Linked DNA regions of Homo sapiens: regions 1 and 3 are each linked to region 2. The links are chromatin loops, found by intact Hi-C in ENCODE. Cell type or tissue: endothelial cell of umbilical vein. All regions are shown on one strand. Links, peaks and the distances in the headings refer to the core of each region. The heading gives the core; the rest is flanking DNA. Region 1 overlaps TXNDC5 (thioredoxin domain containing 5). Region 2 overlaps BLOC1S5-TXNDC5 (BLOC1S5-TXNDC5 readthrough (NMD candidate)). Region 3 overlaps EEF1E1 (eukaryotic translation elongation factor 1 epsilon 1).

Region 1 (11,224 bases), core at 4,332-9,331, 81 kb after region 2:
AGCCTGGGGAGGTGCCAGGCTAGGTGAGGGCAATCATCTTTGATACCGCAGATGTTGCAGTTGCTTATCATGTTGAACTTCGTGACGTAGCCGGTGTACTGGCCAAATCTAGTTAAGTTTTGGCTGTTTTTTGTGGTTATGAGAGTCTGAGCTGCTGAGGAAGCTGGGTGTATATTCTGCACTGGAGACACATTAGGGACCCTACCTATGCCCCATCATACCATCTTAGGTTCTGGGTAAGGCCAGTATGCTGATACTAATTTCAAAGCCTAATCTAGCCATGTGACTTCATTTTAAGGAGAATTAGCCATTTTTTTTTGGACTGAATGTGTGTGTACCCCAGCATTCATAGGGGAAATCCTAATCCCCAATGCTGGCAATAGGAGGTGGGGCCTTTGAGAGGGAGCAGGTTATTAGGGTGGAGCTCTCATGAATAGGGTTGCATACCTTATGAAAGAGGCCCCAGAGAGTTCTGTTTCCCCTTTTGCCATGTGAGGGCACAGCAAGAAGACACCATCTGTGAACCAGAAAGCCCTCACCAGACACTGACTCTGCTGGCACCTTGATCTCAGACTTCCCAGTCTCTAGAGCTAGGCGAAATAGATTCTGTTGTTTCTAAGACACCCAATCTGTGGTCTTCTGTTACAGCCGTTGAACTAAGACACTATTCAAACCTTCATGTCAGATTTTACATATGTTGCCGTCTTACAATTCTGATACCGTACATTGGGCATTTACTCACAAAATCCACATACGCGCTGTAGAAGTGGCAGGGGTGTTTAGATGAGCAGGCTTGCTAACAAATGGTACTCTGTATTTCTTTTTTCTTCTATTGGTAGTCACATTTTTGCCTATCCTTGACACCTTCTATGAATTTTTATCTAGAGTATTAGAGCACGTTTTCCCGTGACTGCTGGAGGGATACAGGAACTGAGTGTTAATTTCATCCTCTGGTGATGTCTTTTGCTTATGGTTAAAGGACCTACTCCCGTATCCTCTCTGCAGATTCCTTCAGAGGCCAACATTTGTAGGAAAAAGAAAAGATTCCTTCTCTATGGGAAGGTGAATGGACAGCATCAGTCAATGTCAAGGATGTTCTTATAGCTGGAAACTTGAATTCTCACAGTAACTGGATATTCAGGCCTTGTAAGAGTTGAATACCTGCCAGGTGGCCTGGAAGAATACCTTAATTGCAAAACAACACCGTGTCTGCTCCAGTCCTAATTTGAACACAGACAACAACTGCTGAAGCCGGGAAAGCATAACAGTAGCTTGCAGGGAAGGCCCGAGGCTGCTGCAGAGGAGCACTGAGTACTGTAGCTTTTGAGGCCTCAGTCACAGCAGCGGGCTGGAAGTTTTCACCTCATTTTAGTTTTCCTTGAATAAAACCAGAAACTTCTGAAAGTTTAGGATTAACTGAATGTATTATCTCCTGGAACGTTATGTTTGTTTCCTTTTTATCAGAGAGGAGCAGATACATGCCTGGCTGCAGCCCCTTGACAGCTCATTTTCTGATTGTTTCACTAAATGAGTTTGCTCTCTGATAAGACAACTTTCTTTTTGCTCTGTCTAATCCTTTGTTATTCTTTCAGCTTAAAGCTTTTCAAGCCAGGCCAAGAAGCTGTGAAGTACCAGGGTCCTCGGGACTTCCAGACACTGGAAAACTGGATGCTGCAGACACTGAACGAGGAGCCAGTGGTGAGTGTCTACCTCCTTCCCTCCCTCCCTCCCTCCCTCCCTCTCTCCCTGCCTACATCTTTGGGGTAATATGTAACGGGGCAGAGGCCAGTTGAGGTTAATGATTAAGGCTGCCATTTTAAAGCAACTCTACTTTTTTTGGAGCTTATTGGTATTACAGGTAAAGATGAACTTTTACAGAAACTTTTTGGTGTGGAAATACCTAAATGTGCACAAAAGTCAAGAGAAGGCTAAACCCTGAGTTTCAGCAGTTACCACCATTTTGGTGTTTGTCTTCCCCACCACCCTGCGCCTTGTTTGGCTGTAGTCAGTCTTCAGGGAAGTCACTTGTGTGGCCTCACAGATAAGCACTTACTCTTTGTTAACACTGCCACCCTGCCACTGTCACAGGTAATACAGTTCACAACTGTACCCCAGCATCAGAGACTGACTCTGGACCACCTGGGGTCAGGGCTGGGCCCAGCCTAGAATCTCCTATCCAAGCCAGCACTGGAGCCTCCTCCCATCCCCCCGACCTTTGCCCTCCACCACCTGCAGCCCTCTGGCTCGGGCCTAGCCCGACAGCTGTACCCGTAGGGTGGATCCTTCCTTTTCTTCTCGGTGCTCAGTCCCCGAGTCTCTAATGGGCTTTGCTTATAACATCATTTTGTACCATTAATACTCTGTGTCTTAATGCACTTCCCTTACTAAGGCTAATATCAGGAGATTGTAGACTCTTAGAATATTATGTACTAAAAAGGATTTATAATCCTCCCCCTCCCCAGTTGATGTTGGAAGTCTTCACTTTTTTATAAATCATCATGATCATAAACCACTGGTTAAGTGTTCCTTTGTGGGTGGTGCCTTCTGATTAATGCCGAGTGCTCAGGTCCCTGGATGCCGGGTAGACCTGGTGGGTCATGCTGCTGTGTTGGAGAGGGACTGGAAAAACACTCGTGTTCCTACACTGTAGGATCCTGATGAGCTAGGAAGAGCATCTGAAGTCTTTGTAATTTCAATTTCAACAAATACCTAAGACTACCTTCTTGTATCAGCTAAGCGCCCACTGATTTGAAGGTGGTCTGTGGTGGTCCTTTTGGAGCTTTGCCGCTTACTGTTGCCAGTTTCCAGTGTGTCTGTGCGGCTCTTCCGCTCTGCCCCATCTTCTCTGATGACCTAATCAGAAACTTGGCTGCTGATTCAGTGCTTCCATCCCTCACCTGCAAAGACTCTCTCAACTCGGCTGGGTGTGGTGGCTCATGCCTGTAATCCTAGCACTTTGGGAGGCTGAGGCGGGTGGATCACCCAAGGTCAAGAGTTCAAGACCAGCCTGGCCAACATGGTGAAACGTCGTCTCTGCTAAAAATACAAAAATTAGCCAGGTGGTAGGTGCCTGTAATCCCAGCTACTTGGGAGGCTGAGGCAGGAGAATCACTTGAACCCAGGAGGCAGAGGTTGCAGTGAGGCGAGATCATGCCACTGCACTCCAGCCTATGCAACAGAGCAAAAACTATCGTGGAAAAAAAAAAAAAACTCTCTGAACTGTATGGTGGAGACTGTTGGTGTGTGATGTTATGTCGTTGAACCAGAGACTTACCTAACTTTAGCTAAAAGAACCACAGACCTCTCAGGAAATTTGCATCTTTGTCCTGGCAAGAAAGCTGAATGAGCAGGTGTGACTTTCATAGTTTTCAATTGGACATTGTTTCCTTTGTGAAAATATTCTCTTTGTGGGGACACATATATTGGATGGTAGCAAACCAATTTTAAGGAGGAGTTAATAGCCTCAAATAAATTTCACCAAAAAAGCCAGTCTTCTATGATGGCTTTATTCAAGAAACCAGCAGCCAGTATCAGGACGGCAGAAAGACCTCATCTCATGGCCCATTTCCCTTAGTGGAGGTGGCGGCCTCACCTGCAGGTTGGAAAGGGCTGAGAGGCTGCGTCCAGGCTCTGCAAGGGACTTTCTGTCTCCTCAGTGTGGGAGCAGGATGGCCGCGTGTAATCCCCCCATGCCACCCCAGAACCACAGTCACCAACTTGCCATATTTTAGTGTCTCCAGCAATAGCAGGCCCCAGATAATTGCCAGAAACAATGACAATGCGCCTTATTGTGGAAAAGTTTAAGTATATACACTTTATACTGCAAACCAGAATTCTCTTAGCTTTTTAAGTGAAAACTTTAAAAAAAGTTCTTTATCTGTATACCTAAGTAACTTAGTACATACATTTTTTAATATTCACGTGGGATAAATTTAGATTTTTTTAAGTGTTGTGGCAATATTCAAGAAACTCAAAAGACAATTTGTCACTTTGTACATTCTACTGCAATTTTTGTATTTCCATGTTTGCTTCTGTATTTTTTCTTGAACAGTTATACAAACATGTTTCATCTCATTAATGATTTTATATATTTATGTGGTCTTTATGTTGATCATGTCTTATATTATTTTATCATGTGGATTTGCCATAATTCAACTCTAATTCTGTCAGTGGATATTTAGGTTATTTATACCTTTTCCATCATCAGTAATGATGTAGGGAACAAGTTTATCTTTGTAAAGGACTTTCCACCCCCCCTTCTTTTGAGTGATATTTTTAGAATATAGTATTCCCAGACATAAAATTATAAGGCCAAGAATAAAAAAAAAGATCATTTTTATGGCTCTTGATGAATATAGCCAGGTTTCTTAAGCACCATATCAGCTTATGCTGCCACTGTAGGGCAAGACGTGACCTGTTTCTGGGATGCACTGTGGTGTTCCCATGCCGGGGGACTGCTCTGGAGTCTGCCAGGAACCCAGGAAGCAACTAGAGGCCCCGCATGTGCCATAAATGAACACTTCATACTGAAAGGCCCTTGAACATCTCATGGAGAGTGGCACACGGTATTTTATTTCACCTTATGTGCACCCATTGACTGTTCACTTAGCCATTCTTCCCTTGGGCATTGTTTTGTGTGGGTATTTAGCACTTTGAAAGTCTTGACGCGCTGGCAGCAGAAGGGAAACTTTGTGGTTCTTTATGATTCCAGCCCTGCACAGCTTTGAACTGTCAGCACCTTTAAAGCCTTTAACAACTTAGCTTGGATATTCTTTTTAATAGGAATATGAACCCCCAGATAAAAGCTGAGTAATATACACTTAATGTGTCTGCAGCAGAACACTGATTCCATTATCTTTCCCTCATTTCTGGTTACTTTGGTTGGAAGCCACAGCTGTACCTGGTCTGAAAAGTTGAGAAATGTAGGATTGTGACTAGACAGCTGCACACATTGCTGTCTGCTTGGGTCCTGGCAGAAGCATCTTTTGAAAAGCCCCTTTCCCCCTCTTTCTGTATGAGACTTAGTCATATGAATTACATTCTTTCTTGAAGGTGCAGCTTATGTTCATGCCATGGTTTTCTCTCTGTTGCCTTTCATTCACCTGCATTTTCCTTCTCATCACCTCCTTTTCTCTCTGATCAGTCTTCCACAGTTGTGTCTTCCTCACAGTTTTCCCTGTCATTTGTGTAAAGTAAGGATAACCAGGCCTTCCTGGTCCCTGAGTTTCTCATTCTCAGCTTTGTCCATTTTGCTACCCTCGTGTCTGTTTGTGTGTTTTTTGAGGAAGAGTCTCACTCTGTTGCCCAGGCAGGAGTGCAGTGGCATGTTCTCAGCTCACTGCAGCCTCCACCCCCTGGGATCAAGTGATCCTCCCACCTCAGCCTCCCAAGTAGCTGGGACCACAGGCGCACGTCACCATGCTCAGGTAAATAAAATTTTTTTTTTGTAGCGATGGGGTCTCACTCTGTTGCCTAGGCTGGTCTTGAACTGCTGGGCTCAAGCAGTCCTCTTGCCTCAGCCTCCCAAAATGCTAGGCTGTCACCTAGGCTGGTCTTGAACTGCTGGGCTCAAGCAGTCCTCTTGCCTCAGCCTCCCAAAATGCTAGGGTTACAGGCACGAGCCACTGCGCTGGGCACTCTGGTGTCTGCAAGTGCTGACCCCTTCAGAATACGTCCATTGGGCGTTGTATTTTGTATTCTTTGTGAAGTATCCAAGTACGTTTCAAAGAAGAGGACAGGGTATAGGGTAAGACTGTCCTTTGCATTGTCTGCTTTGTTTGGTTGGGTTTTGGGGTAGGGACAGCTATCACTTGGCTGCCCTGGAGACTCAGACCTAGAGCTTTCACTGAGGGTGAGGCTGACGAGGGGGCTTTTTGCTGAAGCTTCCAGAGGGCTTGACGAGATCAGTTCCTGACCTGGCCTCACTCAGCACAGCAGCATCGTACAAGGGTTCCAGGTTGTTGGGTGAGGGAGGCATCTGCAGGCGGTTCCCCACAGACACAGTCACCTCCTGGATGGTTTCCCTGTGTCTCCACTGACACACCCATGACTGTTTTATTTCCTCCTGTTAGACACCAGAGCCGGAAGTGGAACCGCCCAGTGCCCCCGAGCTCAAGCAAGGGCTGTATGAGCTCTCAGCAAGCAACTTTGAGCTGCACGTTGCACAAGGTAAGGGGGACGTCCTGATGCCAGCTTCAGAGAATCACTATTATTCCTTGGCGTGCTGGGCTTTTCCTTCCTGCTACTCAAGGGCTCTTAGATAGCAGCATCAGTGGCACTGACAAAGGGTCACTCTAGAGGAGCTGTTGGGACCGTTGTTCAGTGCACCTCCTCTAAAACATGAGTTCTCCTTTTGTCTGTGCCCTTATAGAAACGCCGAGTCTAATGCTAAGCACACGTGACCCGCACACTAGCTGGACAGTGCATCCTTGGCTAAGAGTGTTTATTGACAGACTCACCTCGCTTGATTGCTCTTTACTTTATTGCACTTTGGAGATACTGCATTTTTTTACGGATTGAGGATTTTGGCAGCCCAGCATCTGGCAGGTCTAGCGGTTTTTCCAGCAGCTTGTGCTTACTTTGTATCCCTCTGTCAGCATCTTTTTAGCAATAAAATATTTTTTAATTAAGGTACATTGTTTTTAAAGAAGTAATGCTGTAGCACATTTCATAGACTATAGTGTAAACATAACTTTGATATTCACTAGGGAACCAAAAAATTTGTGTGACTTGTTTTATTGTGATATTATCTTTATTGCAGTGGTCTGGAACCAAACCCACAGTATCTCGGAAGTATGCCTGTGTATTAATGATAATCATATGCTTAATGACCTCAGGCAGAAACAAAAGCTTCTCTCTGTCTAAACAGAATTTAGATTGGGCACAGTGGCTCATGCCTATCATCCCAGCACTTGGGGAGAACAAGGTGGGATGACTACTTGAGCCCAGGAGTTCGAGATCAGCCTAAGCAAGACCTTGTCTCTACAGAAGATTAAAAAAAAAAAAAAGGCTGGGTATGGTAAGCGCACTCCTGAAGCTGAGGTGGGAAGATCACTTGAGCCTGGAAGGTCAAGGCTGCAGTGAGCTGTGATCATGCCACTGTACTCCAGCCTGGGTGACAGAGTGAGATCCTGTCTCAGAAAACAACCAAACAAAACCCAGAATTTAATGACACCGTTATAACATGAATCAAATTAGTTACTCTTTACACTTAAAAGATCTTTCTATACCACATCCCATTTTTTGCAAATGGTCTCCTAATATCAGAATGATCCCCATAAAATTTCCAGTGTGAATACATAAGTCTCCCTTTATTCACACATAGATGTGTTTCAGAAAACTTGGCCCAACACCGAATGACTTGAAAGCAATTTTGGCTTCCTGGCCGGCTCCCATTACCAAATGCTACCATGGAGAGAAATCCCCTTAGAAGACTGGGTTGGAAACGTGAGAAATGGCTTGGATTGCCTCTGGCCTTGTGACTTGTGCCTGCTGGGAGTCAGAGCCCCTCCCCCACCACACTTACTGTCCACAGTAACTTATCGTGAGGCCTTCAGCCTTTTCCCACTTTTGCTAAAAGTTATTTCATCCATACCAGCGCCCTGACGGCAGAACTCTAGCATGCTTTCCGCTACGGGAATGCATTTTCAGCTGGGATTGTCTTGGGCTCTGAGCAGGGTGTGTTTCCCAAATCACCTGTTACGGACCGACTCCGGCAGGACAGACCGACTCCGGCAGGCCTAGCCAGCGCCTCCCTAAGTGGGTCACTGCCACACAGCTGTGTCGTGTAGGTACCATGGTGGCTTCCTGCCCTTGCTGGCTTCCCATCAGTACTCTGATTAGGTTCCCAGAGAGCCTGTCTCCACCTTACAGTGCAGGATCTACTGTGCACCTGCACATGGTTTCAGCTTTGCACATTTTTTAATGGAAGTTGTTAACTTTTAAAGGAAGTTTTTCACCATTTTCTTCAAGTGCATTGTTGCTGTGCTGATGAGACAGTAGCTGTGAGCCTTAGTGTGGCAGAGTCCTGCTCAGACGCCAGGCCACATGCCACTGGTTAGTTCTCTCCCCGGCCACAGCCTGCTTTCAGTTTGGTATCAGCCCAATGTCAGGGTAGAACAGCTAAACACCTTCTGTGTCCAAATAATGATGCTGTGAGGGTTTGTTTGTTTTTTTCCCCGTAGCCAAGGGGGTGATGTTTCATTTTTTAAACTTTTTTTTATGATAAAATATAATACAGATCGAGAAAACAAATGTAGGGCTTAATGAATTTTTATAGCGTGGTCACACTGTAACTACTGTCCAGTTCAAGAAATAAAACTGCCAGCTTCCCGTGTCCCATGCAGGGCACAGCCCGCCCTCCCTTCTCCAAGAAGGCACTTGCCTGACATTTGTGGAAACCACTTGTATTAGTCCGTTTTCACTGCTGATGAATACACACCCGAGACTGGGCAATTTACAAAGGAAAGAGGTTTAATGGAGAACTCACAGTTCCACGTGGCTGGCGAAGCCTCACAATCATGGTGGAAGGCAAGGAGGAGCAAGTCACATCTTATATGGATATCAGCAGGCAAAAAGAGCTTGTGTAGGGAAACTCCCGTTTTTAAAACCATCAGATCTCATGAGACTTATTCACTATCACGAGACCAGCATGGGAAAGACCTGTCCCCGTGACTCAGTTACCTCCTACCTGGTCCCTCCCACGACATGTGGGAATTCAAGATGAGATTTGGGTGGGGACACAGCCAAACCATATCAACTCCTTTATGTGCACTGAAGTGCACATTCCTGAGCACTATAGTTCTATATGTGTATGTGTTTATATATCTTTTAAGGCTCTTTTAACCTGCATGTTCTCCAGACATCTCTTTATCTTTCTTGCTGAAGACATAGGTGGTTTGACCTGTAGAGCTCCCCGTGGTCCAGACTTTGCTAATTGTGTCCCCGTAGTGTGGTCTACATGTTTCCCTGATTTCTCTGTTTCCTGGAAATTGGTAGTTGGGTCTGGGGACAAAATCAGTTTCAGTGTGATGTTTTTTGGGGGCACAAGAAGACCTCATAGCTGGTGGGGGCACAGAACGTCCAGTTGTCTCTCTTTGGGATGTGGTCGACCATGACAGGCAGAGCCTGGGTCCGTCCATTCCTTAGGGCTGCCAAGTGCCGAGGCTCATTCAAGCGTCCCTTCATTTTTTAACCAAGAGAAACTCACCCTCATTTATCACCTGGTTATTCAGCGGTACAGTGCATATAGGAGAGGTGGGAGAAATGCCTGATTCTTTCCTTTTATTACAGTTTTCCAAATAATGAGTTGATTGCTGATTGTCCATCAAAGATGACAAATTTGGTTTTGAGTATTGTTATGAAGTCATGAACAGAAACACATTTGATGGAGTCCCTTTGTACCAATTAAAGTGCTCATGCCGAACTAAGATTTGCTAAGCAGGACAAAGATCTGATTCTTCAATTAACTCTCTAGTGAGGTCTGACATAAATTACAGTTCCTCTTTCCCCCGTCTCTGCCTTGGCTCTCCACTCCAGGCGACCACTTTATCAAGTTCTTCGCTCCGTGGTGTGGTCACTGCAAAGCCCTGGCTCCAACCTGGGAGCAGCTGGCTCTGGGCCTTGAACATTCCGAAACTGTCAAGATTGGCAAGGTGAGTGAAAGCCCTTATTAAACTGGAAATGGACTGCTTTGGGCTGGATTAATTAGCAGAGTGGCCCATTATTCATTCCGTGTGCAAAGTCGCAAACTTGATTTATTAATTCCATTTAGTGTGCCACTTGATAATTCATTTCACCTTCACAGATGGCAGTCTGATTTTGAGTTTTGCTGGCTTTTCCACAGCCTAGAGATAAATTATGGCCTCGGCTGCTTTGTTTATTTTGAAGAGATGGCCAAATCTGAATTGGCAGCCCCAGAGCCCGTTCTGCAAAGAGATGGGGTAGAGCCTTGTAGAATGTTCACTGGACGAACTTGGAGACCGTCCACGTTCGACCTCACCCAAGAGCTCTCTCTAAAAGGACCCTGGCTCTGTGCTCCCCCAAGCACGCAGAAGACCCTCCCTCAGTTTGCACTGTGCCTGGGATTCTTTCCAGCATTTCCTACTTTATACAGAGAAGCCAAGAGTGGTGTCTGACAACTTCTGTGTAACTGGATTTTCTGGAAATATCCAGTGTAGCTCCAGGGACATCACTTTTATTCTTCTACACTTTCCAGCACCCACCAGACACCATGCATAGATTTCCTTTCTTAAAAATCTCATTTTTCTACCTTGCCATGGGGCTGATTTGTATCCAAAAGTAATGCTGCGTGTCTAGGACTGAATGATGGTTAACAGGATGATCTACTTGGGATGGTGAGATGGTCAAAAGCATAAACTTGGGGGTTGGGTAGACCTGGCTGGCTGACCTTGGGAAAAACCTCTCCACGCCTCGGTCTCCCCCTTTGCAAAACTGAGCTAAGATCTACTGTGTGGTGTCTGGGCAGATGAAAGTACACTGCTTAGTGTGATGCTTAGCATGGGGCAGATGCTTGGTAAATTGTAATCACTTTTGTTGTCAGTTAAATGGATATTTCACTGTTGCCTCTTAAACGCTTACGATAATATATACTAATTATACATGTTATTATCAGTTTATATTTATTGAACATTTCGGGGAAGTAATTATAAAATAATCTTGTCTACTGTCTTACCCCATTCCTTGTATCCTTACTTAATTATTGTATGAAATTTTATGGGAGATTCTTTTAGGTTTATATCCATAGAGGATCCTAGCAGACCTAGGCGTGAGCAGACACAAGCCCAGGTGACCACGCTGAAGCCCTTCATCCCTGGCACATGTGGCTGGGTTACACTGGACCCTTAAAAATGCTTGTCCTCTCCCGACCTTGGGCTGAGGCCTCTTGTACTTCAGTTCCGCACCTTAGCTGCTCTCTGACGGGTCTTAGGTGTTGAAATAGTATTTTTACCCCCGTTTGCTGACATAGTGAATAACAACTTAGTCCTGCCTATTTTAGTGCTGGTAGAAAATAAAAAAGAAAGCAATGACTTAGAACAAGATGTTTCATGAAAATGTTGGGCAAGCAGCAGCTTTATGAGATTTAAATGAAAGAAAAAGCTTGAAGAGCTGTGCTTGTTGGTAAATTAAGTTTATAAAATTAAGGACGGATTATAATCTTGACATCTTTGCAGTCTTACCTTTATTATATACCAACTACTCCTGT
Region 2 (11,224 bases), core at 3,408-8,407:
ATATTGATTATTGCTGCAAAACACAGTATCCCAAAACTTAGTAACTTTAAACAACATTTATTATCTCACAGTTTCTATGGGTCAGGAATCCAGGTGTGGCCTACCCAGATGACTCTGATCCAAGGTTTTTCCACAGGGAAGCTCTTGGCTGGGGCTGCAGTCTTATCTGAAAGTTTGATTGGTAAAGTGTGTACTTCCAAGCTCACTTATGTGGTTGTTGACAGGCTTCAGTTTTTCACAGGCTGTTGACTGAAGGTGTTACTTCTTCCTTTGCTGTTGGCCAGAGACCTTACTCAGTTTCTTACCATGTGGGTCTCTCCATAAGGCTGTTCACAACATGACAGATGGCTTCCTCAGACTGAGCAAGGGATGGTGAGCACTGAAGACTGAAGCTACAGTCTTTTTGTACCCTAATCTTGAAGGTGACATCCCTTCATCCCTGATAGATTATATTCTTAGAAATGAGTCACTAAATCTGGCCCACACTAAAGGGGGGTTATTACACAAGGGCATGAATACCAGGATAATAGAATTTTTGGGATATGATCTTAGAGACTGCCTACCATAGTAATCTTACACAAATTATTCCAGAGATTAAAAGAAAAAATACATCCCAATTTGGGGTTGTATTATTATGGGACCAGAATAAGTTAGCATCAGATTATGACAATTGTATTACTAGAAAGAAAAATTATAGACAATGCCATTATGAACATAGATGCAAAAACTGAACAAAATATTAAAAAACAATGTAGTAATGCATCAAGAAAAGAATAATACATCACAAATAAGTCTGGATTATTTTATGAATCCAAGATTGGATTACCATTTGAAAATCAAATAAAAGGCCAGAAAGCCTAATAGAAATTATGAGCAACACAGATTTGAACAGGAAACTCATAAAAGAGAGTATCCAAATGGCCAATAAAAATGTTAAAAAGTTCTCAAGCTCACTAATCATGGGGAAAACAGATTAAAACCACAATGTAATACTATTACACAGACATACACACATACCACACATGCCAGAGTGTCTATAATTTAAAAGACTGATAATATCAAGTGTTGGTCAAAATCCACAGCAATGGGAACATACATAGTACAGTTGGGAGTATAAACTGGCATAACATTTTGAAAAAAATGTTTTGCATTATCTACTAAAGCTGAACAGAGCTGTGCCCAAAGACCTGGAAAATTCATTTCTAACAGAAATTGTGTCCATGTATATTATAAAACACATATAAGACTTTATAAGAGCATAATATATAAAAGCCTCAAATTGGAAATAAATATCCAACAGGAGTCAAGTAGATAAATTGTGGTGTATTCATCCAATGGAATACTATACAGCCTCCCAAAATGAACTAACTCAGCTGCCTACAATAATATAAATATATATATATAGATAGATAATATATAACATAATATTGAGTGAAAGAAGTTGAATGTAAAATTAAATATACTATATGGTTTCCTTTATATAATGCTTAAAATAGTAAAACTAATACCTGGTAGTGGTAGAAGACAAAATAGCAGCTACCTTGAAGAGATGGAAGCATGCAGGGATTGGAAGATGGGTCAAGGTGGCGCTTCTGGGGTGCTGCTAGTTTTCTAACTCTTGACGTGGGTGATAGTTACACAGGTATATTCTCTCTGGATAATTCATTGCGCTGTGCACTTTTTAAAACTATGATTATGTTTATCCAAACTCGTGTTTAATATTTACTGAACTCTATGTTAAATGCTAGAATTAGAAAAATGAATCAGAAACAGTGCTTGGCTTCCAAGAATTCAGAGTCTAACTGTGGACAATGACTTATAGACAATTCACTAACAGATTACAAGTGCTATCAAGGATTAATATACAGAATAAGATTAGGACCAGTCCTGCCTCGTGGGATCAGGGATTGGTTTTTTTTAAGGAGTCGACCTGTGAATTGGTCTCATGATTTGCCATTGTGAAAGTTGTCAGGATCAAAATGGAGTCATTTGTGTTAAAAGCCCTGACAAATAGAGCTGAGGAAGGCCATGAATGCAGGGCACTCATGCATGAATGCCTGATAACAAGAACTACCACAAAAGACTTTGCAAAAACCACAACCTTGTACAAAGGCCCTTGCAACCCTAACACACACAAAAACACTTCTGTGAAGACGTCTGCCTAGCAACTGCCTGTCTAGCCTCAGACTGGCACTATCCTTGCTATTAATCCTTGTAGCCATGGATAATTATCTCAAAACAATTATGTAATCCTCATTTTCCTTTAAAAGCCTTTTAAATTAATCTCCCTGAATTCGCACACACTTGACTATGGCGTGCATATTCCCATTACAACGCCCTATTCCCAAATAAACGTAATTGTCTTTTAGAGAGTCTCCCTCTCTGTTTGTTCTTTGGATTGGCACCTTTCAACAAGTGAAAAAGAGGGAGAGGGATGTTGTATTAGTCTGTTCTCGCATTGCTGTAAAGAAATACCTGAGACTGGGTAATTGATCAAGAAAAGAGGCTTAATTGGCCCACAGTTGCACAGAGCATGATGCTGGCATCCACTCAGCTTCTGGGGAAGCCTCAGGAAACTTACGATTATGGCAGAAGGCAAAGCGGGAGCAGGCATGTCTTACATGGCCAGAACAGGAGCAAGAGAGAGAAGGGGGAGGTGCCACACACTTTTAAACAACCAGATCTCATGAGCACTCACTATTGCAACAAAAGCACTAAGGGCCCTGTGGTGTTAAACCATGAGAAACCACCCCCATGATCCAATCACCTCCTGCCAGGCCCTACCTCCAGCATTGGGGATTACATTTCAACATGAGATTTGAGTGGGGACATGGAGCCAAACCATATCAGATGTTCTACGTAGAAAGTGCATGAAATGAACAAAGCTTAAAAATGCAGGCATGTCCACGCAGCCACTCAAAAGATAATGAGAAAACTCAATACTTTACAAATTTTGCATCAGTGCTAAAGACTGCTGAGAGGAGGGTCTGCCTCCAGTGGACATGGGTAAAAATAGAATCAGCAGAAGTTTTCCTTTCTAATCCTAAACTCCATGCCTAGTGCTATGGTCTGAATATTTGCATCCCTTTTTCTGCAATATGTGGATAGGTTTGTTTTGACATGTTGGTAATTTAAATCCCCTGAAGAGAGGGACCTCATCAGAGTGTGAGTCTTACCTCGATCAAAGTCATGTTCACTGACTGTCATACACATACTTTCAGCGAGTTTTTGGCTGGCTAGGGTAAGGTTTAGCTAGATTCTTTAGGCTTGGGTAAGGACTGCATGCTTTGATTGTAGCAGTTTTGTCATTAGTCTCTTGGTCACATGTTGCATTCACAAGTTGAAATCCTAAGCCCCTGGCCAGGAGAGGTGGCTCACACCTGTAATCCCAGCACTTTGGGAGGCCAACATGGGTGGATCACCTGAGGTCAGGAGTTCGAGACTAGCCTGCCCAACATGGTGAAACCCTGTCTCTACTGAAAATACAAAAATTAGCCAGGCATGGTGGCGCATGGCTGTAGACCTAGCTACTTGGGAGGCTGAGACAGGAGAATCGCTTAAACACAGGAGGCAGAGGTTGCAGTGACCTGAGTTCGCACCACTGCACTCCAGCCTGGCCAACAGAATGAGACTCTATCTCAAAAAAAAAAAAAAAAAAGAAAAGGAAAGAAAAACCCTAAGCCCCAAGGTGACAGTATGAGGAGGTAGGGCCTTTGGAAGATAATTAGATTACAAGGGTGGAGACCTCATGAATGGGATTAATGCCCTTATAAAAGAGAGCTGCCTTCCCCCTTCCACCACATGAGGACACAGTGAGAAGGTGCCATCTGTAAACCACAAAGCAGCCCTCACCAGATACCAAATCTGCCAGGGCCTTGATCTTGGACTTCCCAGCCTCCAGAACTGTAAGCAATAAATTTCTGTATTCTATAAGCCACCCAAATCATAGTTTCCTGTCATAGCAGCTTAAATTGACTAAGACACCTGGATCTTAGCTTCTTTAGAGTGGATTTATTTTGCATTCTGTAGTAGCTAAGCACTAACAGAAGTAAATATTTAAATTACAAAATTGTGCATATCTTTAGGGGAAAAAGTGAGCACTTCTGTGTCCCCGTTTACACTCTGCTCTCCAGATGCTGATGACGCTTCCCAAAGCACAGCAAGAAACACGCCTACTCCATGGCTTTCTGAGTTTCTGTCTGCTCACACTGCTGATGCCAGCACTGCTGTCCCCACTTGCAAGCTGGGACATCCCCTAGATAACTCTCCAAGTGAGCGGATGGTAAACTGACGTTGAGGGGAGACACTGCGGTCCTATTTTGTGCGTGCCTCTGCTGTCACATTTAACACAGGGCTGTGTAGTCATCTATTGAGGTGTCTGTCTCTCTGACTAGACTAAGGCTTGTGGTGAGGACCATCTATTCATGTTGTCCTGTTTGCCAAGCACAGTGGGAGGCAAAGGGATGCCCCACGGGTGCTTAACAGGCATTTGCTGAAACAAAGTGCAGGTGGAAAGTGGCCCTAATAGTGCAGCTGTGGCATCAGTGAAGCTGATCGTTAGTTCCATGAGGGAGTGGACTGACAAGAGGAGCATTTGTCATCCACATGAAAACACCTTTTGAGCATGAAAGTGGGTGTCACTAATACATACAGTAGGACAAAACCAGGATTTTCTGGAGGAAACAGAGGTACGGTCACCTTCTTATGACTGTCAACACAGGATTATTACAAGGTGTCTGTGAGTCACCCTAGGAAGTCCTGTGTCCCTTGCGTTCCATCCAGAGCAAGCTTAGGGAACACTCTTGTGCATTTGGGATCTCTGGAAGCAAAAGTTGCCCTGGGACTAGAGTTGGCTTCCTCCACCTGCATTTCCCCAAGAATCCTAATGGCGACACACTGTGTTTTCAACAGTTGAGCTCCCGCCTCATGTGGAATCTGTGGGTTCCTGCTAAATCACCAGAGTGAGGTGTTGGTGCACCTGGTGTGAGCCATCACAGTGACCCACGCAGGTGCTGAGAGGCAGGGCTTTGCTGCTGCTTGGTTGCTGTGGCCAGTGTTTACTTGACAGCACCACGCTGTGCTTGCAGGGAACACATGTGTGGTACAGCATGCTCTCCCTCTGCCCTGGTCTTCTGCTTCAGAGACAGGACCTTCCCCAGAGCAGGGTTTCCATCCTGCTTCTCTGTCTACATTAGGGGAAAGCTTGCTGTTTTTTATCTCACTCCGGGAACTGCCGAGCCACCGTCGGGGTGGTTTCCCTGATGGCATGGGGATAAGTTCAGGAGACAATAAACCTCTTGGTAGACAGAAGACTTCCTAAAATATGTAGTCTGACAAAAAGGGAGATGAATGACAAAGATATAAATTTGCAATGAAAGAAAACAGTACCCCCAGCACCAAAAAATACTTTCCGTGCTATGTAAGTTATGCATAAACACTACAGCCGATTCACATTTGATAAACTATTAACTTCCCCATTTCTTTGATAGGAAGGCTGTGGAGTGAGATAAAGCAGGATTGCACCATGGAGGACAAACATCTCGGCATCCAGTACACTTCAAAATGTTTCTTTTTTTTTGTTTTCAAGACTGGCTGCTATTTCCTCCATGCCTCTTGTTTATTAGCGTGTTGACTCATCTAGAGCCCAGCGCCTTGTTCCACACCAGAGAGATGGACTTGTGCCTCTGCCAAGTGGAGTCGGCTCGAGAGATAACAGCCAGCCACAACAATGGTCTTCCTCAGTCCCTCGGCCAAAAAGACCTTTGGCACAGTGAGCTGAGAATGACTCATCCCCAGTGCCCTGGAAGGCTCCGAAGTTCTGGGAGCACGGAGTGGTTGTTTGCCAGACAGAGATAACAGGCAGGATGCCGCAGAGAGCCAGACGTGCTCCGAACTCAGGGCCCCACCTGGCAGACGCAGAAAAGGAAAAAGGGATGAAGCAGCCAGTTAGCACATGGTTTCCCGGTTGCCCAGTCCATGCCGTCAACACCATCCAACATTCTGAGGTTTGCCAAAAGGATCTCGTTTACTCCTGGGTCACGTAAAGAGTACTTAACTTTTCCCCCCACTCCTTGCCGTCGTCTTAAGAGTACTTAACTTTTTTAAAAAGACTAATGCAATCAACTCATCTTGAAGAGTTTGCTCACTTTCCATTGCCCTTGGAAAAAAAAAATGCATGATTATCTGACAGGATGAGGGTTTGATTGTCACATAAGTCATTCTCTCGATGGTTGACACATCCTTGACTCTCAAAGGATGGCGTTGATAACCTAGAGAGGCAACTGAGAATAGCCTAGGACTGGACCTGCTTGTTCTGAGCTGCCTAAAGAGCCTCTGAAACTAGTGTTAACTGTTCCACTCACTAACCTTGCCTTTATGAGGTAGGAGGTGGGACTCAACTCTGGAGACGGGGCTCAGACACTGGACCAAATTAAGGACTAGCTACAACAGGACCAGGGTGGAAGCAGCTTTCCATAAGGCGTGCCCACCAGTGTGCCATGTCAGTTTACCATTGCCATGTCAACACCCGGGCGTTATCGCTCCTTTCCATGGCAATGATCCGATGACCCAAAAGTTACTAACCCTTTCCTAGAAATTTCTGCATAAACCATCCCTTAGTCTGTATATAATTAAAAGTGGGTATAAATACGACTGCAAAGCTGCCCTGAGCTGCTCCTCTCTGCTTATGGGGTTGCCCAGATCTGCAGGAGCAGTCATGGAGGTATAACACTGCTGCTTCAGTTAAGCTGTTTTTGTCTACCTCCAGCATGCCCTTGAATTCTTTCCTGGGCAAAGCCAAGAACCCTCGTGGGCTAAGTCCCACTTTGGGGCTCACCTGCCCTGCACCATTTAGATGTAGAGATGGCTACACTGCTTTGCAGGCTTCTTTAGCCCAAGTCATTAGATGCACAGGTAGCCATCACCTTTGAAAGATTCTGTTGTAAACTTGTGATAAAAATGCCTTTCATGGTCTCATAGACATTTTTTATAATAACTAAAATAGTGATTGTTTTCATTACAAGCTCAGTATTGTACTATAAATCACTTAACTGCTGAAGTACAATGTAAGTCCTGAATGGCAATGTCAGTGTTATTAACCATTATTAACTCAAGGACAGTGGGGAGTAAGGAAGATGAGTTCTGTTTCATCATTTTCCAAAGTCACAGAGCTTGTTCTTCAACAGTGACTCAAAGCAAATGCCATAGCCTGCTTTGTTATAAGAATTTTGATACATAGTTAATATTTACATAATGACTTACAATTCAACATGAAAGCTCCCATGTCAGTACTAAGTAACTTAATTACACCATTTATAAATACAGTACTGTCGGCCCTCCCTACCCTTAGGCTTCCCACCTGCAGATTCAACCAACTGTGGATCAAAAATATTCAGAAAAGGCCAGGCGCAGTGGCTCATGCCTGTAATCCCAGCACTTTGGGAGGCCGAGGTGAGCGAATCACGAGGTCAGGAGTTCAAGACCAACCTGGCCTACACGGTGAAACCTTGTCTCTACTAAAAATACAAAAATTAGCCTGGCATGGTGATGCGTGCCTGTAATCCCAGCTACTTGGGAGGCTGAGGCAGGAGAATTTCTTGAACCTGGGAGGTGGAGGTTGCAGTAAGCTGAGATTGCGCCATTGCATTCCAGCCTGGGCGACAGAGCAAGACTCTGTCTGGAGAAGAAAAAAAATTTCAGAAAAAAACAATTAAAAATAACAATACAACAACAAATAATAACACATATAAGAATCAATGCAGCATAACAACTATTTGCGTAGCATTTAGATTGTATTAAGTATTAAAAGTAATCTAGAGATTTTTAATGGATATCAGGAGGATGTGCATAGATTTTATGCAAATATGGTGCCATTTTCTCTAAGGGATTTGAACATCCACAGATTTTGGTATCCACTGGAGGTCCTGGAACCAATCCCCCACCGACACCAAGGGACGGCTATATATTTTTTCCCTTGACCTAACACCTACTCACTTTTGGACAGCATTATAAAATAATCAGCATCATCTCCAGAAGTATTTATCAGGCATCTATCATGGTATTGTATTAATTAGGTCATCTACTGAAAGGCAGAATGTTCTTCACTTCAGATTTTACAACACCCTTTTTTCATAATACGTGGATAGGTTTGTTTTTAAATGTTGGTGACTTAAACCTCCTGAAGAGAGGGACCTCATCAGAGTGGAAGTCTTACTTCGATCAAAGCCCGATCATACAACCTATTTTCAGCATGTTTCTAGCAAGTTAAGGCGAAGCTTAGCTAGATTGCTTAGGCTTGGGTAAGGACCGCACACTTTGCTTGTAGCGTTCTTAGTCTCTTGGTCTAAGCAAGGCTGTGATTCACCATCTGAACTCAATAGCGCCGTTTCTTGCACTGGGTGGTTTGCTAAATTCACATAGATAACCCAAAGAAAGTTCAAGATCAGAAAGAGAGAAGATTGACTTACTTGTTATGAGGGAATTTTCATTCACAGAGCCATAAAAATATAATCATGAATTTTGTGGATACTGCGTCCTTTGGGCCAGCCATCTAGGGTACAGATGGGACGTGATGCCATTGTCTAGAAGCCCTAGGGTTGCAGGTGGCTGCTGGCAAAGCGACCCACCATCCATCCCTTGCTGCATCGGGATCAGGGGCCGTTCCATGAGCTGCTGCCCTGAGAGGCCTCGGTGTTTCTGTTCTTTGCCACCCGCTTCTGTATGTGAATCACTCTGAGTATTTACATCCTTTGACATTATTCCTGTTTCCCCGTATTTTCATGTCCATTAAGCTGATACTGTATAGGCTTGATGACGGTGTCTTTTTCTCAGTGATTTTCTCCACACAGTAAAATGGTGCCCAATGGGAGAATAAAGTCTCCTTGCTCCATAGAAGGCCTGCACTTTACATGTATATATGAGAAAAAGCTGGTTTCTGTTAGTCTATAATGTATTAAGATGTGGTTAGTGAAAAACTGCCTTCCAAAATTCAGTTAATATAGAAAATTAAGTATTTTTAAAAATTTTTCAGACTGCTTATTGTAGAATGAAATTGGCCCTTGTCTTATCTCAGCCACTTTACCCCCAATCTGGACATTTTATTATAAATACAGTTCTGCTTTCAGACCATCATATTTTTGGAAAAGAAAATTGTGTAAGGTAAAAGTGATTACATTCAACACATTTAAGGCAAATCATCTGAAAGTTAAAAAGAAGTAAAGACAATCTGAATTCCTACCATATTACTGTATTTTCTGAAATATAAGGTGCACTCAATTTTTTTACATGCTCCCTTTGCTGAAGCGGAATAATATCTTACAGTGGATATTTATACTTCACTGTATAAATATCCCTGACTTATGATGGTTCAATTTAATGATTTTTCAATTTTACAGTGGTGTGAAAGTGATATGCATTCAGTGGAAACTGTACTTCAAATTTTGAAGTTTGCTCTTTCCCTGGACTAGCAATACCATATTCTGTAGAGTATTCAGTACGGTAATCTCTCTGGATGCTGGGCAGCACCAGTGAGCTACAGCTACCAATCAGCCATGCAATCACAAGGCTAAACAACTAATACTCAACAGTGTATTGCATTGCCAGAAGATTTTTGCCCAACTGTAGGATAAGGTAAGTATTTGGACATGCTTAAGGTAGGCTACGCCAAGCTATGATGTTTGGTAGGTTAGGTGTATTAAATGCATTTTCAACATCTGGTATTTTCAACTTACTATGGGTTTATTGGGATGTAACCCCATTGTAAGTCGAGGAGCATCTGTATTTCATGAGCAGGTGTTCCTTTTCTCCCCAGCTCCCCCAAAGTCTGTCATCATCTTAAAATTAGTGACATCTTAAAATTAAAGGAATAAAGAGTTTCAAGAATTAAACAGAGATGTAATTTTTCTAGATTTCCTCAGAGCCTGTAATTTCACATATTAAAGTTTAAAGATTAGATTTTTTTTAGTTTTGATTAAGTGGCTGTGATACATATACTTAATGTCACATACAAGAGTGATCATCCTACTCTACATTTCTTGAATAAGGTGTAAGCAAAATTATTATCCATTATAACATTTAGAATTCCTTAATTACTGACAGTTAATGACTCAGAATGGTAAGAAATAAAATATAAAATTCAATAATGTTCCCACTTGAAGGTAGGCCTCTGAAATTCCCTATATATCCTGGCAACTATTGTGTAATGCATATGTGCATATACAAGCAATGTGTACAGGCTCTTTGCATTAGGCCATTCTTGCATTGCTATGAAGAAATAACTGATCCTGGGTAATTTTATAAAGAAAAGAAGTGTATTGGCTTATGGTTGTGCAGGCCGTACAGGAAGCGTGGCACCGGGCATCTGCTCAGCTTCTGGGGAAACTTCAGGAAGCTTACAGTGATGGTGGAAGGTGAAGGGGGAGCAGGCATCTCACATGGTAAGAGTGGGAGCTCAGGAGACCACTATACTTATGATTACAGTCTCATTATAAAGGATACAACTCAAGATCAGCCAAATGGAAGAGACTTATAGAGTAAGGTCTGGGAAGGTCCCAGATGGAGAGTGTCCATGCCCTCCTCCATGGAATCTGAGCACATCACCCTCCCAGGATATCACTGAGTTGTTCACCAACCAGGAAGCTCTACTGAGCCTCGGTGTCCAGAGATTTTACTGGGGCCTTATCATATAGACATGATTGATTAAATCACTGGCCACAAGATTGAACTCAGTCTCTACCTGTCCCCTCCTCTCCCTGGAGGTTGGACTGGCTAAGAATTCCAACACTGTAATCACACAGTTGGTCTTTCTGGTGACCAGCCCCCATCTTGAAGCTACCTAGGGGCCACCATGGATCACCTCATTAGCATAATAATTCCTGTCATTCAGGAAGTTCCAAGGGCTTTTGAAGTTCTGCCCCAGGAACAGGGAATGAAAACTAGATCTATGGTCTCCATTATACCACATTATACAGATTTTGTATAAGGTTCTTATTAGTGGCTCTAACTCTTACCTTTCTACTGGCTTACTTACAGGCTACTGCAATCTTGCAGCATATCTTGCTATCATCTGAACTTCAGCAAATTTCAAGTTATGCTTAGTGTCATGTCCCAAATTAGCTTCCCCAGTTCCCCATGATCAATAAAAACCACTGCCCTCCTGGACATTAGAGCTCCAAGTTTTAGATTAACCCTTGACTCTCTCTTCTTATTAAGATTTTCTATAAATCTT
Region 3 (5,000 bases), core at 1-5,000, 110 kb before region 2:
TAATTGAGGTCTGCGCAGGCCCCAACCTATCCATGGTTTGGGGCTGCTATCTGCCTCATAAAGCAAAGTGGAGGGTTTGTCTTTTGGAAAAACAAAGTCGTTTTCTCCTCTGAAAAAGCCTCCTACATAGTTGGTTTTGCCATTTGCCAAGAATAAGAGGGCACAGATTGAGGCCTCTTGAGTATGGGTTTTCAGTTGAGGTTGAAGAGAGAAGACAGGGATTGTAACCAGAAAATTCAGAATGGAATGCAGTTCCCTCCAGAACTCCTGGGCTTCATGACAGTCATAGAAGTGGATTCCTTTTAGTTTCCCCTCACCCCGCAAACGTACCGTAATAATGCAGGATACAGTTATTAGTTCCCTACTCAAGCTATAATCCCTCAGTTTGAATTTACTTGACTTTATTCTGAATTGTTCCTCAAAGATCCCTCAGTGATTATGTTAAATTCTGTAACATTATTGTAATGGCTTAGAATGATCCTTAATTTAATGTAAAACTATTATGAGTTTTAAATGATTTATTGAGAGCCCACTGTGTATGCCCACTATGCCATACTTGAGAGGGAGACAACAGAAGTATAAAACTATTTTCAGGGGCATATTAATCTTATTGAAGAAATTAGACTGTTTTACATGAAAGCAATTAATGAAGTAGAGAAAATGGAATCCAGTGCTAATCTCTGGTCAGAATATTATGTTATTAATGCATGAGGCAGATAAGTAGAATACAGAATCAGAAAATTGTCAGAAAAATATCTGAAGATTTGGATGGCCTTGGCTGTCTAAGGGAATTTTCATTGTTTTGGAAAGCTTATGATAAGTTTGATTACAAATATTCTTTGTAAATAGGGCGACCACATGATTTCTCATCCAAAACACTTGGCTGTGAAAGGAGGCCTATTAATAATTACATTGGGACAACAGGAGTGAAGTAGAATGAATATTCCCCATACTTACAAAGAATATGATTCAATTTACACAAAATAAGAGACCAAAGAGGATTTGTCTTATTTCTGTTCATCCCCTCTTGGCTTTTAAAACAGTGCCTTGTGCAGCTAAATGCTTATTGAGATTAGCAATATTAAGGCTGGGCATGATGGCTCATGCCTGTAATCCCAGCACTTTGGGAAGCTGAGGCAGGTAGATAGCTTGAGCCCAGGAGTTCAAGACCAGCCTAGGCAACAGGGCAAAACCCGTCTCTATTTAAAAAAAAAAAAAACCATTAACCAGGCGTGGTAGCTCTGTGACTGTAGTCCCAGCTACTTGGGGGAATGAGGTAGGAGGATCTTCTGAGCCCAGGGAGGTCAAGGCCACAGTGAGTCATGATTGCACCACTGCATTCCAGCCTGGGCAACAGAGTGAGACCTGTCTTAAAAAAATAAATAAAAGCAATATTTAACAACTGGTACCTATTTATAGTTCCTATTTCAGATTTTTTATCTCTGTAGTGAAAGTGTAATATAAGTAATGTTATTTAAATGTGGAGAAAGTTTATTGGAGCTGAAGTACATTGATTACCACCTTCTTTTATTCCATGCTAGGTTCAATATGTTTTAGTAGCTTTTCGAATTTAAAATGATCATGAGGCACAACTTACCTCATTTCAAAACAAAAAAAGCCTGCAAGGTAAAGAGGATTTGCTGCTAAGGTATCTAAGCATCTCTCTCCTGGTGGCAGCCTAAACACAGTCTTTGAACTTGAGGGAGTCTGTACTTCATTTTAGTGAGACTGTGCTGCTGTGAGCATGGCTACCCAACAGGGCTCCAAGAACAATTTCTATCTGAAAACCACAATAACAAACTTGTTGGCTTTTTACGAAATATATATTTAAATGTGACATATGGTTTGACATTTAACTTTTTAAGCTTTATATTAGGAAAAATATCATCAGTCGTCCTTTGTGATGACAGCCAGCAGGCTAGTGAACGTCTGTTCAGACCCACAAGATCTTGCTTGCTGTAGCATCGGGCTGTCATTAAGAAGGAGAGTATTTCTACATCTAATTAAAAATAAAAAAGATGATACTGAAGTGTAACTCATAAACCAAGTGTTTAATTAAATTTTCTTTTCCTCTAGCTTATGCAGGTTTTGCAGTAGGGAAAAGAAATACTCGGAAAAGGAGGGAACTTGTTTGGAATTCCTTTGCCAGCAGAATGAATAAGGTCATAATCCTATAGTGCAAAATATTCATAGCACTAGCTGCAAAGTTATTTAATTACGAGTCTAAGTGCACTGGAGGGTACTTGGTTTTTAGGCAGGTTAGAAGTGTTTCATTCAGTACAGCATGTTAAAGTTAGGGTTACATTAATAATATTTAGCATTCTGTATGTGTTTACATTTTGTATTTTGGAATGTATGTCATCTTCATATATAGTGACCAGGATGTTATGATTAAAGATATCCTTATCTTTTTCAAAGTGAAATTGAATAGATTAATATGTAAATCACTGTTGACCATCCTTTTGGGTTCCTATCATGAGTCAAAGTATCTCTCCCACTCTAGTCCAAGTGCAGGCAAAGTAATCAGAGAAATAAACACCTTCTCAAGGAACAGGCCTCACAGACTAAAACCTACACAATGGCAGAATTGCACTGTGGTGTTAAATGACATTCCAGTTAAGTTGGGTACAAATACATACAGATGTGGAATAAATGATTTCTAGGTGTTAAGGTAGGGTGGGTGTGAGGTGCAGATTGGCCACCTGCTGATATTTACCAGGTCTTCGTGCTTTGTTTGCTTTGGCAATATTATTTATTTTTGTCCTCGTGCATTCCTTAATTTGTTTGTTCACGTTATTCAATACGGAATATGTAATCAGCACAGTGTACAAAACAGCAGTCAAGGAACCTTCGAGTCATCAGATAATTCCACTGTATTTTGTTTCATTGTGAGCCCAATTTTAGTCATGGCTGAGTTATTCTAAGATCTGGTCTATCTTAACTCCGTTTGAGGAATATTATGTTGCCTTTCCTTTGTTATACTGCCTGTTAGTGTGGCTGTTTATTATAACACCAGTGACTCACTGCTTTCTTAAAGTGATTTCACTAGGAGATAGTCATCCCTGTGAACAGACTGTTACTCAAGATTATTAAAATCCTTTGTAATATTATGTGCTGCTTGACTGTAAGATTGCTATCAACTGAAATACTTTTGTTCTGAAGTTTGGAGCACCATTGGAGGCATGTGGTTCTTTTATAAGGAAAGGAAAAATAAAAGAATTAACTGCAAAATAGTCCAGGAGCACTGGCCCTAAAGAATGTCCCAAAGGCGGCAACGTGGTGCCAGTTGGAAAGGTAGCAAAGCAGCGTGTCACCCTGATCCGGAACGGTTCACTTAAAGTGTTTCTCACATGACTTCATGGAAAATTAGTGATTCAGAATATTATCTGCTTGGCTTTAAAGTTCAAAGTCATGATAGAGTGCCAATATAAATTAAAAGGAATTATTAGGCAGAAAGAGCCAAGCACCACTATAGACACACTGGCATGCAGATCAACATGAAGCAGGAAATGGCAACTAGAACAATTGCATTGTTTCCTGTTGTAAGAAAGGAAAAAGAACTTGAGCTAGAAAGGGATGGTGGAAAACCAGTGTTGTAAGTGAAATAGTCTGGGAGATCCCATCAGAAATGTTTTTAAAATCTGTAAATTTGGTGAGGGGAGAAATCTGTTCATTTCTTTGTTTACAGTAAGTTTATATAGGGAATGTCTTCCAAAAAAGTAGCAGAGTTAACAAGTCAAGGTCATTCATAATTATCTCAGACTCAAAGGGACAAGTTCCAAAGTTTAAACTGTAAAAAGAGGTGAAAGTGGTAACCGTAACCTCATCCTTTTTGAAAAACTCTGTGAGTTTCTGGCAAAAGTTTCCTGAGGGAAAAATGAATAAATGTACATTCTTAAAATAGATCATCTAAAAATATTGTCAAATGGATCATCTAGTTAAAAATTATTAGAATAGGGGGTTGGGTGCAGTGGCTCATGCCTGTAATCCAGGCACTTTGGGAGACCGAGGCTGGTGGATCACTTGAGGCCAGGAGTTCGAGACCAGCCTGGCCAACATGGCAAAACCACGTCTCTACTAAAAGTACAAAAAATTAGCCAGGTGTGGTGGTATGTGACTGTAGTCCCAGCTACTCAGGAGGCTGAGGCAGGAGAATCGCTTGAACCCAGGAAGTGGAGGTTGCAGTGAGCCCAGATCGCGCCACTGCCCTCCAGTCTGGGCAACAGAGTAAGACTCTGTCTCAAAAAATAATAATAATAAATAAATCATTGGAATAAATTAGGAATTTTTAGAAGCTTTAGGAGCTCTTGGAATAAAAACTATTTTTTACTGTGAGTCTGTTGATAATCCTGACTCTAGAGACTCCAAATGTAAAATGTTTAAGTTGGAGAATATTTATTTTGCTGTGTTCTGTATGTTAGTATTTCTTTAAATAATAGGCCTGTAAGCAACTTATACTAGTCCTCAGTGACACCAAATGCTGTTCTGAAATACAAATATCACACATAACATTGCCCTTTTTACCTAGTTTAAAATCTGGGTGAACAACTTGAACATAAACAAGCATTAGTACTCTATTGTTTGGAAATGCTTTACCAAATGGCTGAGTGGAGAATTATCTGAAATGAAAGAGCGATGAAAGGACTAAAATGGTAAGAAAGAGGTCAGATTTGAATCATCATATATTTCAGCAGCTGACATGAAATCAAGTTGGAGTAAAACTTATTGTTACATCTGTTTGCTTTAACTATCAGCAAAGAGATTTGTCGAAGTTGATTTTGAATTTTATTCATTCATTTATTCATTTTTGGTAAGAAAGCTCCCATTTCTTGTTAGATTTGCAGCTCTTTTTATTACTGGTTGAGCTTTTAATAAATCGTACATTTTCTTTTGAAGTCCTTGCTGAGGTTTATATATGGTAAAGATTTAGAAAAAGAACAAAATGCTCTTTTACAAAATATTTTTCAAAATATTTTTGAAATATAGACTGATGCTCAGTT

The links. Peaks named below come from ENCODE experiments on the same cell type or tissue, not always from the same donor. Only the 100,000 strongest peaks of a DNase experiment are listed, where the experiment ranks them.
Region 1: a loop joins it to region 2, with 4 times the contacts of the local background. A loop is called at or near these places in 6 of 110 quality-filtered maps.
Region 3: a loop joins it to region 2, with 9 times the contacts of the local background. A loop is called at or near these places in 2 of 110 quality-filtered maps.

What each region holds. Positions count from the first base shown.
Region 1 is chr6:7,890,050-7,901,273 of GRCh38, reverse strand. TXNDC5 (thioredoxin domain containing 5) reads left to right here. Exons shown (of 10, transcript NM_030810.5): 3 at 1,593-1,698; 4 at 6,072-6,168; 5 at 9,538-9,653. It overlaps BLOC1S5-TXNDC5 (BLOC1S5-TXNDC5 readthrough (NMD candidate)), which reads left to right. Exons shown (of 13, transcript NR_037616.1): 6 at 1,593-1,698; 7 at 6,072-6,168; 8 at 9,538-9,653. Among named protein-coding and RNA genes, the nearest start is that of TXNDC5, 15 kb to the left of the region's middle. In endothelial cell of umbilical vein, for the core only: no CTCF peak of the experiment used is centred there; DNase peaks (open chromatin) are centred at 6,213 and 7,373; H3K27ac peaks cover 3,705 bases.
Region 2 is chr6:7,969,787-7,981,010 of GRCh38, reverse strand. The region is part of intron 4 of BLOC1S5-TXNDC5 (BLOC1S5-TXNDC5 readthrough (NMD candidate)); the gene reads left to right. Among named protein-coding and RNA genes, the nearest start is that of TXNDC5, 65 kb to the right of the region's middle. RefSeq lists a silencer at 4,965-5,094. In endothelial cell of umbilical vein, for the core only: no CTCF peak of the experiment used is centred there; a DNase peak (open chromatin) is centred at 5,720; H3K27ac peaks cover 3,680 bases.
Region 3 is chr6:8,081,538-8,086,537 of GRCh38, reverse strand. The region is part of intron 3 of EEF1E1 (eukaryotic translation elongation factor 1 epsilon 1); the gene reads left to right. The region is part of intron 3 of EEF1E1-BLOC1S5 (EEF1E1-BLOC1S5 readthrough (NMD candidate)); the gene reads left to right. It also overlaps SCARNA27. Among named protein-coding and RNA genes, the nearest start is that of EEF1E1, 19 kb to the left of the region's middle. In endothelial cell of umbilical vein, for the core only: no CTCF peak of the experiment used is centred there; DNase peaks (open chromatin) are centred at 1,287, 2,947 and 3,397; H3K27ac peaks cover 4,961 bases.